Regions from separate parts of the Homo sapiens genome. Here region 2 is linked to region 1. A link is a contact called in ENCODE Hi-C data. All regions are on one chromosome and are shown on one strand. Each heading gives the region's core, a stretch centred on a gene start or an enhancer-like site at or near the end of the contact. The rest is flanking DNA. Distances are from core to core; before and after follow the strand shown.

Region 1 (5,194 bases), core at 2,695-5,194:
AAACAAAAAAAAACCCTGTTGGGATTCTTCTGATAGGGCACAACTGACATTTTAATAATATTAAATCTTATAATCCATGACGTATATTTCTGTATCGGTGGTATACATTTCCATTTATTCAAGTCTTAATTCCTCTCAGCAAAGTTTTGTAAATTTTAGTGTATAGGTCTTGCAAATCGTCTGTTAAAGTTTTTTTCTAAATATTTTATATTTTAGAGGCAATTTACTAAGATGATTATAAGATAGATTTTGGTAAAATAGTCAGAGGCGCCTAAAATCTAAGGCTCATTCTAAAAAATGCCTTTGAGTTCCCAATTAGATATTGCTGGGTTGGGGCACAAAGGTTAATACAAACACACACACATGCACGTGCAGACACTCACACACGCATTCACACACATAGATGATTCTACAGGGATGTTGTAAGGCAGCATGTGTATAGGTATTAGTTCACTATAGAGAAAACAAGAGATGATAGTGACTGGCAGGAGGCACAGCAGAAATTCTGGGGTGTTGTAACATTCTATTTCTTGTTCTGGAGTAATAGGTGTGTTTAATTTGAGAAGATTCAACAATGAGTATTTAAAAAATCTGTACCCTTTTCTGTTTGCATTTATAATACATTTTTTTAATGAATTAAAATAATTTTTTAAAATGTCAGGAGCTAATTCATGCATTTGGTGCCAGCTTTAGAGTCATGAGAAGGTGGCTGGTGTGAGTGAGGCTTGTCACCACGTTATTGTCCTCTTGACAGTATAGTGAATTGAGCTGTAATTCCTTGCAGGGGGTGATAATATTTTATGTGTCATTGAAACACAGCTAAGGAAATATCCTGTGCAAGGATTCTGGGCTAGAATACCTAAGAAGGAGAAAATAAATGGGAAAATATAAGAGAAAAGAAAGACGTATGAGCTGGAGGGGGATAGAAAGATGCAGAGAGAATGTGAGGGGATGATTGATATGAAGCCTTGTTCTCTACCAGCATCAATTGAAAAAAATACTGAGTATTTATTATTTGTTCACATTCACCCTGGAAGTAAGATAGCATGAAGTGACATTAAGACTGTATATATTTATAATGTAAATCTAATTGTAGAGCATTAGTATTAACATGCACAGGATATGCTGGGACATTTATTCTCAGCCTGATTCTTTTAAATTAGAGTTAATGTACATTCCCTATGCTTCCTTCTCATTTTGTTCATTCTCCAAGTATTGCTACTCATCACACTGTATGGAAATTACTTCATTATCTTTCTCCCTCACTTTTCTGACACCTCCTAGAGGGCAAGGACATTGTTTTATTCATCTACAAATTGCCAAAGCATAGCATATCTTTGAACCTTTAAGGAATTGCTTAATAAAGTTTGTTAAATTAAATGAATGGCTTTTAAGATGATTATTTGTGAATTTATAGGAGCATAAAATCTGCTCCTATAAAATGTAAATGCTGCTGTTTGCTTAATTCTAATTTATTGTTTCATTTGATCATCAAAATCAATTTTTAATGTGAATTTATTAGTTCATCTGAGCATCATAACAGCCCTGCATGGCACAGAAGGGCAGTATTAAAATGCCAGTTTTACAGACGAAGAGGCTATGGTTATAACATAAAAACAACTTATTAGAAGTCATACAGGTAGTGTCAGAGCCAGATCTGGAATCTAGAGTTTTGAATTTTCACTCAGGTAATTTTTTCTAAACAATTATATCACTTATGGCAACAGAAGTCACTCTATAAATTATCCTGGGGTGTTTTAACTCCCAGGCTGGTTTTTCTTGGATATAACTTGGTTTCTTTCTTTTTTTTTTTTTTGACAGTGTCTGACTCTGTCACCCAGGCTGGAGTGCAGTGACTCAAATCTTGCTCACTGCAACCTCTGCCTCGCAGGTTCAAGCAATTTTCATGCCTTGGGCTACCAAGTAGCTGGGACCACAGGTACATGCCACCAAGCTTTGCTAATTTTTGTATTTTTAGTAGAGATGGGGTTTTACCATGTTGGTCAGGCTAGACTTGAATTTCTGGCCTCAAGTGATCCTCCCGCCTTGGCCTTCCAAAGTGCTGGGTTTACAGGCATCAGCCACCATACCTGGCCTAACTTGGTTCCTTGACCACCTTTTTTAGACAGCCTATTGTGCTACTCCCTAGTCTCACCTTCACCTCGCCTGTCCTCACTTCATTCCCTGAGATTACAGACAAGAAAGGCCATTTCATATTGGCATAATATTGTGTCTATTTGCAAATTCATTTCAGCATTCCTACTCCCTATATATGTACAGTTCTTGAATACCTCTTTTGAATCAGTTGAAACTGGTTTTTACTGTAATCTCTCATTAATTACAGAATGCTGTAATTCTCTCATTAATTAACTAGTTCAATACATTTTTTGACATGTGTTCATTGTACACTTGTAGAAGAATCATGATTTTACCTTTTCTGAAAATTATTCTTTAATAATGGATGTTTTCTCAATAATGTGTGAATAAAGGCAACTTCAGGAAATGATGCAATTTTTGCTAATCTGCAATTCACAGTCTAAGTAAAAGTTGTGTTCTCTCTGCAAATGCTACTTCAAGAACTAACTAATAAGTTCAAGGACCTGTCTTTCTGTGTCCCAGTGGAAGAAACAATTTCAGTCAGATGTGAAGGACAAAGTAGACACAGAGAAGTGAATTGAAAAACTCTTCCAATTTTTAGTCTGCCTGGGAGACTCAGAATATAGAGTTGTCTCAAGCCTTAGATAGAAAAGACAGATATGAAGAGTCTTCTTCCCTTCCCCTCTCTTCCTCCACACCCTCCATTTTCAAGGGGTTAAGATTTGAAGAATCATATTCCTATCAATTAGCAACTTTATCATCTCTGATATTTGAACCACAGCAGGTGAGAAGAGAGTTGGAAAAGGAACTAAATTATCACAGGCGCTAAATACTTTTTAAAAGGCATTGCTCTGGGCCAGGTGTGGTGGTTCATGCTTGTAATCCCAGCACTTTGGGAGGCCAAGTTGGCTGGATGACTTGAGGTCAGGAGTTCAAGACCAGCCTGGCCAACATGGTGAAAACCCGTCTCTACTAAAAATACAAACATTAGCCAGGCATGGTGGTGGGCGCTTGTAATACCAGCTACTCGGGAGGCTGAGGCAGGAGAATCGCTTGAACCCGGGAGGCAGAGGTTGCAGTGAGCCGGGCGACAGAGCGAGACTCCATGTAAAAAACAAAACAAAACAAAACAAACAAACAAAAACATTGCTCTGAATCCTGTAAGCATCGGTCATTGTCATCATTATCTTTATCCTAATTTATAATCACTCATAAAACTTGTCAGAAGCTTTCAGCTTTCAGGCTGTTATGTAGAAGGATGGGCTTTGCAGCAGGTAAGTGAGGGATCCAACCCTCTCCATCTAACTCTGTCACAGGCTTTGTCACATAATCTCTGGAGCTTTGTGTCTTATCTGTAAAAACAAAGCCATGTTTGTTGAGGATATTAACTGAGATACATTTAAGATAACATAGAAGCTCTGGAAACTATTAGCTTTATAAAAGTGTCAGTTGCTGGACTTGTCTATCAGTTTCCTTATCTCTAATGGAAATTATAATGGAACCTACCTCATAGGGTTCTTCTGAACTCCAAATGTATTTAATAAATGTAAGAACACTTCCTGACACGGTTAGTGCTTAACAAATGTGAACTATTGATATTATTAATGTATGCTCCACGAGGGGGCGTGTCGGATTTGAAACACCTTTTCATCTCCCATAGAGCCTAGCACCTTGCACCCAGCAGGCGCTCACTGCATCTTTGCGGGATGATTTCAATGTTCTGACCTCAGCCTGCGCTGCAGGGAACGTCCGAGTGTAACGCGTTAGTTCGTAGGCCGGAACCCAAAGCTCCGGACGCTGCGACGCCGGAGCCTCTAGGCGCCGGGACACGGGCGCCGGAAGTGGCGAAGGCGGGGTCGGCGCTGCCGGGTGAAATCGTAGGACAGTGAAGATGCTGCTGGAATTGTCCGAGGAGCATAAGGAACACCTGGCCTTCCTGCCTCAAGTGGACAGCGCGGGTCAGCGGGCGTGGGGGCGGTGTTCTGTGGGCTGGGGAGGAGGTCAAAGGCAGCGCCTGGCACTCAACAGCCTTCTGACTTTCATTGCAGTGGTCGCCGAGTTTGGGCGGATTGCTGTGGAATTCCTGAGACGCGGCGCAAACCCAAAAATCTACGAAGGCGCCGCCAGTAAGAAGGGAAAGGGGAAGGCTCCGCAGGCTTCTAGGGCGGTTGCGAGCCATTCCCTGTCTCCCGGGAGAGAAACGGATTATTGCGAGTCCTAGGGTCTTGTTCCGATTGTAGTAGAATAAAACCAGCAGAGCTCTTCAGTCAGGGTGCAAATCCTGCCCGTCCCTTAAGTAGCTGTGAGATTGTTAAAGCTTCTATTAAATCAGTTTTCTCATGGTAAAATGTACATAATACCACCTTACTTTCAGAAATACTGAAAAGTGTTTTGTATAAATATACCAAAGTCTGTGGAATAGCTGGGTCAACTGTAAATTGCAAGTATTTGGTTATCATTATTAGTTGTTCAGATATCCGCTTTTGCTAAAAAAAAAAAAAAAAGTGTTGTTTTACCCCTGGGTAAGAGGCAGTCTCTGGGATTAAGTCAATCCCTGTCGAGTTCCTCTTCTGCCAGACTTGAAGGAGCTACGTATTCAAGAGAAGGGCTACGCACCTGATACTAGTCTCCACAGTTCTGCATTTTGTTAAGGTTACTTGGTGGGAAATACCAAAGGCATTTGGCTGGGAGTGGAATGACAAGGAGCAGGAGCCTCTGGCCAACTTACTGTTTTTCATGCAGTGTTTGAAAACATGTAATAATGAATAGTGTTTATTTTTAAATACAAATATGAACAAGATAAATACTACAGTAGTAATTTATTTGCTCGTTTTTACTTTTCTTTCTCAGGAAAACTCAATGTGAGTAGTGACACTGTCCAGCATGGTGTGGAAGGATTAACGTATCTCCTCACTGAGAGCTCAAAGCTCATGGTAAGGGATTTTCTGGACTGTTTTGTGTTGGCTGGATTCTTAAGAACGGTCTGGTGTACTCTACATCATAGTCCTGGCAGGTACCTGTGTGTTTTAATAATGTTGTTAATGGTTTATAATTGATTTTTTGAAGACATACCTAAAAAATAAAAATCATATCATCT
Region 2 (5,353 bases), core at 676-3,175, 360 kb after region 1:
GGGCTTGGCATTAACGTTTTCTTCAAAATATTTTACTTTTATAGTATAAATTTACCCTATATTGCCAAAGATGTATTGGACAAGGGTGGTCATCACTGTACTGTGCTGAAACTTGGCTTCATTTTTGAAAGAGTGGAAAATTTATCAGAGGAGTTTTGGGAAGATGAAATATTTCAGTGATCTAATCCCATAATATTTATGACCTCTTACAACTAGTAGTGATTAGGCCCCACTTGTGACCAACAAACTAAAAATTTACCCTCATTCTATGAATAGGATTTTATTTTAAAATAATTATATTATGAAAACATAAAAAATATTTGAAACAAAAAACTTGTGAATATTCACATACTTCATTGCCCATTAAGAACAGTTCCACCAATGCCTAGTTGACTTGTAACAATTTGTGTGCAGCAAAAATAGAGAGACAGGGCTGGAGTGCGCTTGTTCTGCATTAGACTAGGCTAATGAGAAAATGCTAAAGGTGTTGGAAAAGGCAAGAGCCAAAGAAGCCTTAGAGAGAAAGTTATGATTGGGGGTTCAGAATAGGAGATTGAGGGCATAGAAGCTACAAGGCTTGCTGCAGAGCAGGCTGAGGCTCCACAGAGGAGGAGAGACAGGACTCGACCAGGTGTTGCCTTGGGGCTATGTATGAATCTCCTGTACAGACTCCAGTAAGGAGTTCTTAAGTGTTCCCTTTTTTAAATTTAATTTTTGAATAGATTATACTTTTGCAAGGTTCAAAATTTTTAAAGGTCCTGTAGGTTTTATCAGGAAAAAGTCTCCATAACACTCCAGCCCCAAACCACCCAGTTCTCATCCCCAGAAGCCACCAATATTATCAGTTTACTGTGTGTCCTCCAGAGCTATTTTATGCACATACAAGCAAACAGACATTTGTATATATTCACTCTCTCTTTCATTTTTTTTAAACAAGTAGCAGCTTGCTACATAAATTATTTTGTATCCTGCTTTACTCTCTGTAAAATATCTTGGATATTGTTTCATTTTATTAGGCAGATTCTTCATTCCTTTTTTTTTTCAGCTGCAGAGTATTCACTATAGCAAGGTACAAATGGTTTTTGGTCAGTTTCCACTTTTGGTTGCTTTGATCATTTGCTATTATATACACGATGCTGTAAATTTTTAATTTATTTTGTGTCATGAACCCCTTTGGCAGTCTGGTGAAGCCTATTAATTTCTTCTTAATAAAATATTTTCAAGTGCATGCAAAATTCTCAGGATTAAAAGGAAACCAATTATGCTGATATATAGGTATCAAAATATTCTTTATATAAACATTTATTTAGAAATATATGTACTTATTTATTAAAACTTAATAAGATCTAGCAGTGGATCAAATTCTTGTAATTTCAAAATATGAGTGAGCATAAATGCTGTTTCAAAATATCTGCAACAATTGTAATGTGATGTAAAATATCTGTGATTTTATTGGTAACAAAGGCATAGGCTGATACTATCATGGTTTCCTGCTTGCTTTCATAATTAAAGGAAATGACAAATTTTACTTAGAGTTAAGAAACCCTGCCTTATACATACATCATTTCCCAAACACTCAAGTGTATGTGTAGGGTATATTTTTAGAAGTGTTTTAAATTAGCAACTGCAAATAAATTTATAATTGAATACATATTGCCAAACTGCTGAAAATGCAGTCGTTCTACCAACACTGAATAAGGGTATGTTAACAAGCATTTTAATCCTTGCCAATCCGAGAGATGAAAAATAATATTTTGGTGGTTTTATTTTGCACTCTCTTGTCAAAAGCAAATTTGAACATCTTTTCATATATTTATGAACCATCTTCTTTTCTGTGTGTTCATACCCCTTGCTCATTGTACTATTGGTTTGTTAGCAGGTTTGCTGTGTTGCAAACGCCAGGGGACATCAGTCACAGAGACCTGAATGTACACAGCACCCCCTGGAGTTGGCAATGCGGAGGCTCTGGCTGTTGATCCCAAAGAAGATTTAAATTGCAGTCCATTATATTTTTCTCTCAGACTTCTGTTTCTTTGAATATTCCAAATAGATTAAAATATAATCTGGAATCTTAAGTGCCTTAGTCTTATTTAGGTAACAATACTATCTAAGAAAAACTCTAGAAGAATTCACAACAAATTGCTAACTATAGTTATCTCTGGCAGAGGAAGTAGCATGGGAAAGGCGTGGGAAAATTTTTTACTTTGACTTTTTTTTCACCTGTGTACTTATGTATAATTTGTGTGGAATAAATAAAATAATAAATATACATGATAAAATTTCAAATAAAAGTTAAAAAAATTACGGGGCACTCCTCCTTGAGCCTATATGATGGTTTTGAAATACTATTCAAAAAGAACCAGGACTTCTTAGAGAAATGACTGAGTGCAGGTCTCGGGCAGGAAATGTACAAGATGAGCCTGGCACCTCTTATTAATACCACATAGCAAGAAAGGTACGAAGATGACTAGGGCCATGGCAAAAGGACTCATGAACTAACTTGAAGAGGCTTCTACTGACCAAAGACAGAGCAACTTAAGCATCAATAAAGATAATAACTGCAATGGCTATGATGAAATACATTATGAATGCATAAAGTTCATACTAATGTTAAACAAAATGAAAATTAATTGGTCATACTGGGTAGATGATGGGGAACTAACAAATTATTTTAAAAATTGGTAAATCCAGGCAAAGAATCTAGCATTTATTGTAACTTTTTTTTTTTTTTTTGAGACAGAGTTTTGCTCTTGTTGCCTAGGCTGGAGTGCAATGGTGCGATCTCGGCTCACTGCAACCTCCTCCTCCCGGGTTAAAGCAATTCTCCTGCCTCAGCCTCCCAAGTAGCTGGGATTACAGGCATGCACCACCACTCCCGGCTAATTTTGTATTTTTAGTAGACACAAGGTTTCTCCATGTTGGTCAGGCTGGTCTCAAACTCCCGACCTCAGGTGATCTGCCCACCTTGGCCTCCCAAAGTGCTGGGATTACAGGGCACCCGGCCCTATTCTAACTTTTTAATGCAAACTGAGTCTCCAGGTCATCAAATAATAGACAAGGAGAAGTTTCCTTTCATAAAAAGTAATCCAGCTAATAAATTAAAACAGAATGAGAAAATTCATAATTCCTAATGAATGATTATACCCAGGCATTGGCCACCCACAGCTGTGAGCTTTACCAAAAGGAAAACAACTTGGCCTTAGGTGCATCCTAATGAAAAAGCGCAATCCCACATAAAAAGTGGTTTTGCCAAATACAGGAAAAAAAAAAAAGAACCAAAAAACTTTGAATCTGATGAAGTGTCCAGGTCCAACGGCCAATTGGCGTGTTAAGCAATAGAAGAGGTTTCCAGTCTGTGGACTGCGGGAAACTCTACAGCTTTCTTCAACAAAGCAACTGAAAGGGAGAGAAAAAGAGGTAGGTGGAGGGGAAACTTCAGAGACTATCAACCAATCATGATACGCAGACCTTATTTGGATTTTGATTCAGATATACAAACTGTATAAACAAAGCAACTTTTATAATATTTACGAAACAACTGGAAATTTCAACACTGAAAGGATATTTGATGATATTAAAGAACTTGTTTTACTAATTTGTAATATTTTACATAATGCTATGAGGATTATGTTTTTTCAAAGTGTTCATTCTCTTCTAAAGATACTAAAAAACAGATGAAATAATACTATATCTGGAATATGCTTCAAATAATGTGGGAATAGTTGAGGTATCAAAGCAGATAGATTGGTCACGGATAATTGTTGGAGCCAGGTGAGGGAAATCGATGGGGCTTTATATTATTCTAATTTTGTATATGTTAAATTTTTTTTAAGTAAACAAAATCATTAAACATCAATTTGTCCTGAAAAGGGACATTGTATCACAAGAGGGTCTGAGAAATACCCTTTTGTTTTGTTGGTTTTTTTTTTTTTTTTTTTTTGCCAAATTTGGCAGTAGGGAGTTGAACTAACTCATTTCTTTTAGGCCCTATACATGTGTTGGGATTTTTTTTAATCGGAATTTAAAAATTCATGTTCCTTATGGATCAGAAATGTTCCTGTCTGCATTCCATAGGAAGCAGCAGCAATGTCGTCGGGCAGCCTGGGGTTCGGGAGGTGAGTTGATGGGTTTGGAGAAGGCATGTGCTGACTACGGGCTTCCCTGGGAAACAGATTGTGGGTGGAGATGAGCTTGCAGGTTGTCTCTCAGGGAGTGCCCTCAGGATCATCCCTATGAGGGGAGAGGAGTGAGAGAAGCAGGGCTGGGCAGCAGATGAACTCTGATGCAGTTCAACGGAGGCCTCGGCCAACCCCACAGACAGCTGTGGAGCTAGGATGGCCCTACCGAGTTTGTCACTTGAGGCAAGGAAGCCAGGTATAGTCCGCCTCCTCAGTGGTTAGAGATGGCTTCTCCTCAGGGAGGGGCCATGGCTTGGGTGACGCAGCTTCCTTAGGCAGAGGGCAGTCCCTGAGAGAGTCTGGGCTGTGGATGGCTAACACTCATAGCACGCTGTCAGCAGGAGGAGGAACAAGGGCCTCAGGCCAGAAAGAGAGCTGGACTGTGTCTCATCAGGGTCTACCAATGACAACATTGTTGTCACACCAAATTTACTGCACACCAATCCAAGGATTATTGCTTCTAGGTGAATGACACATAAGAATTAGTCATAAAGGGAAGCCTTGACATCAAATTCCTGACAACACACAAAACCTATATAATGTGATAAAAGGTTATGTATCATTCATGCTCTTTATACCTATGTGACACTGGTAGGTGAGTATCTTATATGTTAGTGCTCCCCAAGTCCCTAAAGTTCCCACAGAGGCAAAAGAGCTATTTGAATGATTTCCAATACTATTCTAAAAATAAAATCTAACAATATAAATTTTTTTTATTTTTTATTTTTTCACTCTGTCACCCAGGCTTAAGTGGTGCAATCACAACTCACTGCAGCCCTGACTTCCTGGGCTTAAGCAATCCTCCCACCTAAGCCTCCTGAGTAGCTGGGACTACAGGTGTATGCCACAATGCCTGACTAATTTTTTGATATTTTTGTAGACCTGATGTCTCACTGTGTTGCCCAGGCTATTCTCGAACTCCTGGGCTGAAGAGATCCTCCTGCCTCGGCCTCCCAAAGTCTTGGGATTACAGGTATGAATAAACATGGCTGGACTATTCTTTTTATGTTGAAATAACTTCAAACTTACTACCAAGTTGCACGAATAGTACGAATACCTCCCATATACCCTTTACTACATTCACAAATTAACATCTTGTCATATTCACTTTATAATTTTCTACATAACCACCATACTATAATAATGAAAATGAGGAAATTAAACATTTATAAAAT

What was found. A loop is a pair of places that touch in the nucleus more often than their neighbours do. Pooled maps may share reads with other maps.
Region 2: a loop to region 1 is called in a map of mammary epithelial cell, with 2.6 times the contacts of the local background. The contact joins the enhancer-like site here to the promoter of COMMD2 in region 1. A Hi-C loop is called at or near these places in 1 of 168 maps with a recorded cell type or tissue (mammary epithelial cell) and 5 of 50 pooled maps.

What each region holds. Positions count from the first base shown.
Region 1 is chr3:149,751,239-149,756,432 of GRCh38, reverse strand. It overlaps COMMD2 (COMM domain containing 2), which reads left to right and starts at 3,944. Exons shown (of 5, transcript NM_016094.4): 1 at 3,944-4,055; 2 at 4,146-4,223; 3 at 4,948-5,030. The coding sequence starts at 3,989. RefSeq lists a silencer at 3,719-3,788.
Region 2 is chr3:149,390,128-149,395,480 of GRCh38, reverse strand. LOC105374151 (a long non-coding RNA gene) reads left to right here. Exons shown (of 3, transcript XR_924574.3): 3 at 1,880-2,069. Among named protein-coding and RNA genes, the nearest start is that of TM4SF1-AS1, 15 kb to the right of the region's middle. Within about 2 kb of position 1,925, at least 7 of the 41 ENCODE cell types and tissues checked have a DNase peak (open chromatin) inside an H3K27ac peak, as active enhancers do.